2 separate regions of the Homo sapiens genome follow, and region 2 is linked to region 1. A link is an interaction called in ENCODE POLR2A ChIA-PET data of the cell type or tissue named here. Cell type or tissue: Caco-2. All regions are shown on one strand.

What was found. Peaks named below come from ENCODE experiments on the same cell type or tissue, not always from the same donor. Only the 100,000 strongest peaks of a DNase experiment are listed, where the experiment ranks them.
Region 2: POLR2A ChIA-PET joins it to region 1 with 5 read pairs; 13 of 35 experiments call an interaction of 5 or more read pairs at or near these places.

The regions. Positions count from the first base shown.
Region 1 is chr11:124,658,614-124,663,613 of GRCh38, forward strand. It overlaps SIAE (sialic acid acetylesterase), which reads right to left. Exons shown (of 10, transcript NM_170601.5): 3 at 2,015-2,190. Among named protein-coding and RNA genes, the nearest start is that of SIAE, 13 kb to the right of the region's middle. In Caco-2, no CTCF peak of the experiment used is centred here; no DNase peak of the experiment used is centred here.
Region 2 is chr11:124,722,369-124,727,368 of GRCh38, forward strand. No RefSeq gene overlaps it. Among named protein-coding and RNA genes, the nearest start is that of NRGN, 15 kb to the right of the region's middle. In Caco-2, no CTCF peak of the experiment used is centred here; a DNase peak (open chromatin) is centred at 2,873.

The DNA of each region.
Region 1 (5,000 bases):
CATCTCACTCAGCGTTATAAATAACACTCAATTTTAAAATTCCACTTTACCCTAACAACAAGATGGGCACACAATCTGCCATTTCCTTGATTTGAATGTGAAGAGTGGTAGGTTATAGTGGAACTCTTACCTCCTCAGAGAAGTCACATGGAAGGAGGGAAGGAGAAAGACTCGTGTGTGTATGTGTGTGTGTGTGTGTGATGTATGTGTGTGTGTTGGGGGTTTGTAGGAGGAAAGGAGCAAAAGGAATAAACAGAAAGCCATGTAGAACATTCTTTTAATCAAAAAACAAGGTTCCATAGACTGTTAAGAGACTAGAAACTTGGCTTTTGGTACTGTCAGCATCTAAAATGTTATCTTGCAAACTAAGTGCATGATTTAAACAAAAATAAAAAATAAATATTAACACTTGGATGTTTCAGACAGAATTTTTTTCTGTTCCCCTATATCTCAGAGCTTAGAGACCTAGCTTTATACAGAAGATGCTCAGGGGTAAATTCTAGGCAGAGAAAATATGTTTACTCTTAACAATCAAAATCTAATTTAGCTTGACAGAAAATGGGATGGAATCCCCTGGCATAGACTGCTGTTGAGAAAGCGACTATATAGATACAAACAGATCTGGTCCATGCCTTTCTGTGCAAACAGGGAACTGCAATTACAGCATTAAGAAAAATACTGTTTTCCTTAATGAGTTAACAGCAATTCTGCTTCTACACAAAACCATCCTTTCTATCAAGAAATAAAACTTTGATTCTGCTTCTACTCTCTTATGCTAAAAGAGTCCAAAGTTCAGTTTAATAAACATTTTAATTCAAAAAGCCCAGCATGGGTAACATAGCAAGACCCTATCTCTATAAAAAATAAAAAATCAGCTGGATATGGTGGCTCACACCTGCAATCCCAGCTACCCAGGAGGCTGAGGCAGGAGGATCCCTTGAGCCCAGGAGTTCTAGGCTGCAGTGAGCTATGATCATACCACTGCACTTCAGCCTGGGTGACAGAGAAGGACCTTATCTCTTTAAAAAAAAAAAAGGGGGGGGGGGGGCTTCCGTATATATAAATAAGACAGAATGTAAGAGTAAATAAAATGTTGATAAGGAAGACTTCAATGCAAGAATTTAAATTCTAAATCAGAAAACTAATGATGAAATGAAGTAGATATGTTCAGAGTAAGATCATTTTAGTAGCATTATTTAGTAGAAGACTACAAAAAGAAAAAAATAGAAAAAACTAAGAAACAGAAGCAAAACAATAAATCATAGAGTATACAAACATATTGTATTTCATAAATTTTTCAAAAAGAGATGAATTGAGTTAACGGTCTAGTTCTATACAGGTTTACATCTCAAATTTAATATTTCTCAAAGGAATGATTAAAAGGCAAGAAAACAGGCCGGGCTCAGTAGCTCAGGCCTGTAATCCCAGCACTTTGGGAGGCCAAGGCGGGTGCATCATCTGAGGTCAGGAGTTCGAGACAAACCTGGCCAACATGGCGAAACCCCGTCTGTACTAAAAATACAAAAATTAGCCAGGCATAGTGGCAGATGCCTGTAATCCCAGCTACTTGGGAGGCTGAGGCAGGAGAATCGCTTGAACCCGGGAGGTGGAGGTTGCAGTGAGCTGAGATTGCACCATTGCACCCCAGCCTGGGCAACAAGAGAGAAACTCCGTCTCAAAAAAGAAAAAAAAAAAAAAGCAAGAAAATAAAAATCAACTTGAGAAGAAACTCAGTTTTGGAGAAAGTGCTAGAGAAAACAATACTCCTTCTAAGTTCTTAACCTATATAGAATACATTAGCACCAATCAATAACTACCAATTTAATCAATAGCTTATCTCTTAAGATTGTTAAGTCAAATTAATGAATTCATTCAAAGCATTTAGAACATATCTTGGCTCATGGTACTCACTAAATAGAAACAGCCCTGCTTCTCCTTGTTGCCCCCTTATTCCTCCTTCTTTTCCTTCTTCATCACCAACACTGTGTATTATTGCTGAGACTCTGCAAATTACCTGTAACACAGTCATCTGCATGTTACTCTGCCCACTACAGAGCCAGACATCTCCAAACAGGACGTCATGAACTCTCAGGGTGAAGTTTATTTTCTCCAAAGTCTGTTGTGCCATCACTTCGAAAGGTCCTCCAGGCTTCATAGGATCCAGTACCACCATCCACGTATCAGAGTGAGCTGAAATAGTAACAGGACTCCAAGGAATTAATCAATCAATTAAAGTGAAATCAAAGCCCAATTATACTCATTTGTGGCTATTCCCAGCCTCTGTAATAAACCGAATTCAAAGCTATGAAGATTGGCCAAATTTCAGATAAGAGGATAGAACTAACACGAGCAGCAGCATTTTTATCCTTAATCTGTACCAATCCCTCCTTACTTTTAACTGAAGCATTTACAAAAAAAGTAAGTTACCCAGTTATAATCCTAAATGAGGATAGACAAAAATACACACAGATTAAAATTCAAGAGTTTAATAGAAAACATAAAAGAGAAATTCTTATTATACTATCCAGCTGTCAAAATTAACATTAATTTCATCTTATAGTGCCCCAAACTAACTTGCAATTACTCAATTGAATGTGACCACAGGGTATAGAAAATCAATGATAATCTGGAACTTCCCCTGGCTTGACAGTATCACCCTTGCCTTCACTCCCCGTCTCCTCCTCTGTTGCTAACAAGGATTAACACTACCAGTGGTCTGGGTTTTCCTAACAGCAAACTGTTGAGTGGAGAAACCGACACATCAAAAAGTAGTGGGAGGCATATAAATTAATCTCTCTGTGAAAAAGATATTCCAATTTGCCCAATTAATTATTTTCACAGACTTATTTACAAGACTTAAGGCTTTGGGACTCAATTAGGGAAATGAGAAGCTGTCTGAGACCCTATTTCAGAAACTCATAGCATATTCCCTAGAACCACCCCATCACCCTCCTACCTCTCATCACTCACCAGACCACCCCTGCCAACAACATACTTAGAAGCTTCAGAAAAATATCTTCAAAATGGCAAAAATTATGCCAAGGAGAATCAAGCAACATGAACAAAGTTGATAAAACAAGCATGGGAAAATAGAAAAAAAATGGGAAATTAACATTTTAAAATAAATACTCTTGGCATTATGCCAAAGAATATGAACTGATTTATAATTCATACCCATCAGATCAATGTAAATTCAAAGGGAAAGAATGATAAGAACTGGAAATGGAGCATCCTAAAATGATTACATCCAATCTATGGGAAATAATAATTCTAAAAATACTATCCAAGGGCCTACTATGTGCTAGACACTGCAAAGTTCTTTCTAATCAGCAAGAGCTAAGCAGAAGCATGAGATGTCCTAATGTACAACAGGTGACTAATAAAAACTCAATTCATAAAGGATTTCTCAGAGTCCTGGGGAAAATGTCCAAAAGCCCCAAGACATCAGAGGAAGGGTGCATGCTTGCTCCTCTTAAAAGCATAAGCAACTAAGCTTGCTACTCCCATCCCTAAGAGGTTAATTAAATCTAAGACCAAATGTTCAGTATTGCTTTTATACCATCAGTAGCCACACGTCAACGTATTAAATGTATAATTCACCTAAACCAGAAAAATCACTGTTTTGGAAACAGTGGGCAGCTAGGACAGATTGTGTCGCACAGGTGTGATGTGTTCCATGTGGCTCACACTTCTGAGCAGGCAGACACTCCAATCTGTCCCAACTCCAGGCTTGCCAAGGTCTTTCCAGGCTTCCTGCACTGACACATCTTACTGGAGCTCTGTCCTTCTGCCACCAACGTTATTTACTTATGGTGGTGAGGTCAACCTCCAGAAAACCAAGGACTATTTCTTAGCCTTCTATTGCTATACAATTTATTCCTATTCACTGCTATTAACTGGGTATTTACACTTAGCCTCAATCCAGGCAACGTGGCTGGTGAAGAAAACTACCTTCACCAGAGGTTCTAAAACACTCTGCTACCCAGTAATTAAAAGATAATGCCAAACTATTTAGGCCAAACATAGCAATACCATCCTGCTACAGCCAGAGGATGCACTCCCTCTAGGGCCTAAGGAATCGAGAGAACTAGGCATCAAGACCCGAGCCTTGTTCCCAAGAACTGCCTCCCAGAGAAACCTCCTTCCAACTTCCTCAAAGACCTCAGAAAACTTCCTTCTGTGCTAGTCCTCAAGATGTTAGTTTCTAGCTTTTTTTCCTTTCCTACTTGATAAAAGAAAAGTAAACTCTGGCAAAGCACAGTGGCTCATGCCTGTAATCCCAGCACTTTGGGAGGCCGAGGCAGGTGGATCACCTGAGGTCAGGAGTTTGAGAACAGCCTGGCCAACATGGTGAAACCCTGTCTCTACTAAAAATACAAAAATTAGCAGGGTGTGATGGCATATGCCTATAATCCCAGCTACTCGGAGGCTGAGGCAGCAGAATCACTTGAACCCAGGAGGTGGAGGTTGCAGTGAGCTGAGATTGCACCATTGCATTCCAGCCTGGGCAACAAGAGCAAAACTCCATCTCAAAAAAAAAAAAGTCATGTAAACTCTGACAATAACACAAGTGTTAAGAAGAGTTAACTTCCAGGCAAGGCAGGGAAAACTTGATACACTCCAGAGAGGTTACTAATGGTTAAACCAACTCAGAGACAGTTCATTTAAAACAATAAGGATTGGCCGGGCGCAGTGGCTTGCGCCTGTAATCCCAGCTCTTTGGGAGGCCGAGGCAGGCGGATCACAAGGTCAAGAGATCGAGACCATCCTGGCTGACAAGGTGAAACCCTGTCTCTACTAAAAATACAAAAATGAGCTGGGCATGGTGGCGGCACCCGTAGTCCCAGCTACTCGGGAGGCTGAGGCAGGAGTATGGTGTGAACCCGGGAGGCGGAGCTTGCAGTGAGCCGAGACTGTGCCACTGCACTCCAGCCTGGGCGACAGAGCGAGACTTTGTCTCAAAAATAAAATAAAATAAAATAAATAAGGATTTACTCCTA
Region 2 (5,000 bases), 64 kb after region 1:
AGGACAGTTTTGCTCTGCTCCACACGCCCTGCGTGGGTTGGCTCCTGTTGCTAGGAGAACCTGACCATTTGCATTTCCTGCTGTTTTTATTTTAGATTAGCAGCCGCACTGCTGCAGGAACACAGGGTATTTTAAGAAAGACAAAAAAGGAAAGGGTGAGGGGAGAACCTAGCATGGGTCCTCCTTCCCACAGGCCCCCAAAACACTCAGACCAAGGTGACAACCATCGCAGACCCTGTCCCCACCCAGGCCTCTTGCCTCCTCTTCCCTGAACGGCACCATCTCCCAGTCCTGACACTTTCACAAACACCTTCAGTCCATACAGGAACAAATGGCCCAGTCTTCTTACACAAAAAGCAGACAAAGGTCAAGTCTTCAAATCAACCTAACACACACACAGGACCAGCTTCCCCATGTTTAAAAAAAAACCCAACAAATAGAAATACTCCCAGATTCCCATGTGGATTCTCCAACCCCAAAACACCTGATCTCCAGAGATGACTCCTGCTTTTTCCTTTGTCTTTGCCCTTTCTCTGCCCTAAAGATAGAGATGTGACTTTTCCTTCAAAGCCTTAGCACAAATCAGTGTCGCCTTCCCAGAGCCCCTCAGTTCTATTAATCTCTCCCTCCCCTGTTCTGAAGATCCCTGCACCTTATCACGGTTACCGTTTTATCAGATCCGTAATCTACACTTCTGTCTCCCCCACTAGACTGTGAACTCCTAGAAGCCAGTGTCTTCATCATTTTTTTTTGAAACAAAGTCTCACACTCTTGCTCAGGCTGGAGTGGAGTGGTGTGATCGTAGCTTACTGCAGTCTCGACCTTCTGGGCTCAAGCGATCCTCCTGCCGCAGCCTCCCGAGTAGCTGAGACTATAGGCATGTGCCATGATGCTCATCTCATTTTTAATTTTTTGTGTAGAGATGGAGTCTTGTTATGTTTCCCAGGCTGCTCTCGAACTCCTAGACTCAAGTGATCCTCCCACCTCAGTCTCCCAAAGTGCTGGGATTATAGGCATGAGCCACCATGCCTGACTGTCTTTGTGATTTTTAATGTTAATCCCCTTCTTATCTCCAGTGCATTTTGCTCACAGCAGGTGTTGATTAACACTTTGTAAAGTTTGTTCATCCCCATGGAACACTTTGAGAGTCGTATGCCATAGATGGCCGAAAACATTTTCTACCATGAGGGAGCTTTTAGCGCTGTGGAGGAAGGCAAGTCGATTGTTTTAAACAATGTGACAGGTGTGGTTGTAAAGATCACAGAACACGTACAGAGGATTACAGAATCACAAGAAGGTTCCTGGGGCAGGGGTTGGGGATAGAGAGAATGGTCAAGAAAAATCAGGAATAGCTTCATGGACCCGACTCTTAGAGAGGGATTAAGAGTCCACCAATGGGTAACCACTCCAATCAGATGGAACAGCTTGTGCAAAGGCTCAAAGATCTAAGAGAAAGGGATTGAAGTAAATATACCACCCAGGTCCCAAACAAGTGGAATCTCAGACTGGCCCAGCTCACCCATCCCATACCCACACCCCAGAGCCTTCCTCACTTCATCTTTCCCTAAGAGGTGAAAACATCTTCCCTCTCCTCAGCCACCTGTTCCAGGCTGTGCGGAGCAAAGTATTGCCAAGAAGAAGATGATTATCAGAGACCAAACAAAGCTGTTCCCACGCATACGCTGCAAAGCCCCCCACAAGGCCATGGTCCTTAATGGAACAAGCGTCTCCTTTTTAGCCTCCTTTCTAATAACCAAGCCCTGGTCAGAGAATAACCCTGCCACCCTCACTCAGGAGGACCAGCTTCTGAGGACCCATTGTGAGCTTAGGAATCCATACCAAAGTAGGCATTTCCATGGTAGGCTTTTTCCTCCAGTCAGCTCTGTCTGAGCAGGGAGCACAGAGACCCTTGAGAGATGGTAGCATCTCCTCCCCCAAATCCAAGGTTGTTGACCTTTTGTGAGACAGACACTGCAGCAGAAAGTCCTAGTTGTCTACCATTCTCTCCTTTTCTTTCCTACAAACACAAACACCAGTATGACATGGAGATGCCCCATGTCAGCGAAACTATCATATTTTCCCAGCCTCTCTTGCAGGTAGGTGTGGACAGTAAGATAGAAATGGATTTCTAAGAAAGCTCATTAAAAGAGGGACAGAAAACTGGAGTGGAACTTTTTGGTCTTTCCTGCCCACCAACTTTTTCCTGCTTCCTGCCTAGAATCTAGGTGTTCAGCTGAGGCTCCAGCAGCCATCTCAAACCATAAGCTGACCTCAAAGATGGCACCACATGCTGAGGATGACACTGTGGATCACATACCAGCCCCGCTGGAAACTCTGTCTCCAAAAAAACTGGTGATGTGCACAGAAACAGTTTTGCAAACAACTTCCCAGGTTTGATGAGCCCCGAAACCAACGCACAGACCCAAGATTAAGAACTCAGTCTTAGGGAAGTGGGGAGACCCAGCTCTACCTCAACTTCTTAGATGACTGTCGTTAAAGTGGGAAGAGCTTAGGATTGTGCCGTGATGGTGTCCTCTGTGACTGGATGTGTCCTGTCTTCCCTCTGGAATCCCAGCACAAACACCTTCCTTGCCTTATCATTCTTAATAGTTCTGACGCAGGGCTGCTGCCGCCGCCACCCATCTCTCCCTGCTGCCTCTCCTCCCCTCTCCCCAGCTATTCCCCCTGCGCTGCCAATCCCACTCCAAAGTCACTTTCTACAGGGGAGGAAATTAGCATTTGTGTTGGGACAGAAAGTGACACTGCTCAGCTCTCACTGTCATTCTGCTCTTAATTAATATTTAACCTCAGAGAGATTGTGTAGCAGACGGAAGTGGCTGATGGGAGAACAAAGCCCTGGCTGGCTCTCCTTTTCAACACTGCCTCCCCTACTTGCAGCTCCTCCCCCTGCACCTTCAGGCCCTGAAGGACCCAGAGGCCCAGGGGGAATGGAGAGGAGTGGAATGGGACACCCTTGGGGATCCTTGACCTCGGCCCTCTTGTCTAGAGAGCCCTTCTGCAACAAAATGAGAGCAGCCAGTGCCCGGAACCTGATTCCCAGTGCCCAGAGCAAGACCCAGGCCTGCCCTGCCAGGAAGGATGAAGAGACAGGCGAGGGGGAAAGAAAAGCAATGCAAATGTGCCCCTCAACAGATTATATTTAATGCACTATTTTTAGTTGCCTTCAATCCCTCGGGGCTGTCAGGGCGGTTGCAGCCCCACTCCCCCGGGAGAGGAAATGACAGGCATTATTACCCAGCCCAGGAACACTGGTGCAGTGCGTGGTGGGTGGGGGAGGTGCTGCCTTGCCAGCTCCACAATTTGGGAACTTAACTTCCAACGGGAAATCGAGGACACAGAAAAATGCAGCCTCAGGACCTCCTCCTCCCTTCCCAGCCAGTCAGCCAGATCACCCCACATGCACGTCCACTGGGCTCAGACCAGGCGTGTGGGAGTCTCCTCAGTCCCCAAGTTGTCTCAAAAACTAGGTTATACAACATCCTTCACTGCCAAGTTCTTCCTTCTCTCTAATCTTAGCCCTGCCTTCGGTCTAAGCCCATTTCCCCTTGCTCTGCAAGCAGAGGCAAAGGAGGACAGCTGGCCATCATCCCCCAGCAAGAGAGCCCTTCTTTGTCTTGGAAATGATTCAGTTTCCTCTCGGTCTTCTCTTCTCCAACCTGAGTCATTCCCGTTCCGTGAACCTTTCCACACATCATGTTTTTTTTTTAGCTCATCTTGTTGTCACTCCTTTAACCTTGCTCTGAATATATCCCCAATTCCTCCTTGCAACCCCAAACAGACACTGGACTTTGGCCAGGAAGCACCTAATCATCGATTTGAATGGAAGAACTTATTATGTATCATCTGGAAGAGGTTTTCTAATTATCTTGATTGTCTTGCCTCTCCATAAGACCAAACACTTTGTACAGACTGCGTCCTCTACGTTGCGATCTTCCCTCACCCTCATCCAGCCAAGTGCAAGGCTGATAAGAAGTGGCACATAACTTTCCACAGCGTTTAGGTTTAAATGAGATACATATGTAAAATGTGTTGACCAAGTGCCTATAATTTACTTTGTAAATTATGCAATGGCATCTCAGTGGTAGTTTTTTTACTACTGTGGTGCATACCAGATTTTTGGAAAATGCTTGTTTTCTTAACCATAGCATTGTAAATCATATAAACCATAGCATTATATTATAGTCATTCATTCATTAAATATTTATTGAGCTCCTACCATGTGTCAGACACTGTGCTAGATGCTGGGATGTCAAAATGAAAGGCCAGGCTGGGCGCGGTGGCTCATGCCTATAATCCCAACACTTTGGGAGGCCGAGGTGGGGGGATCACCTGAGGTCAGGAGTTCAAGACCAGCCTAGCCTACATAGTGAAACTCCCGTCTCTACTAAAAATACAAAAAATTAGCCAGGTGTGTGGCAGGTGCCTGTAGTCCCAGCTACTCAGGAGGCTGAGGCAAGAAAATTGCTTGAACTGGGAGGCAGAGGTTGCAGTGAGCCGAGATCACGCCATTGCACTCCAGCCTGGGCAACAGAGCGAGACACCACCCTCCCCCCCAGCCCCCCACCTCAAAAAAATGAAAGGCCAAATCCTGGTTCTATAGGCAGTCACAGCCTAGTGAGGAAGGTAAGACAGAAACAACGGCAAGGCAGTGTGATGACTGCCAATAAGGCACACACTTGGCGAGAGGGCATACAGGGAAGTGGGGGAGCTGATCACAGCTCTTTACTCTGCAATGATTCTGCCTTGCTAGGCATCAACGTGGCCATGTTTTCGACTGCCAAGGTCCCTTCCTAGGGCTGGCTCATCCCTGCCCCAGTCTGTGTGGTCCTGGAGTGTTTGTCAGTAACATGAGCAAACGCCCAAGAAAGGTTGCTTAGAGCCCTTTCACGAAATTTTATATACGGGTACATAGAGAGAGACGGTGTCTTTTTCTCTTGAGAGTTTGGGGATTCTAATAACCTTCCTTCCTCCACCACCAT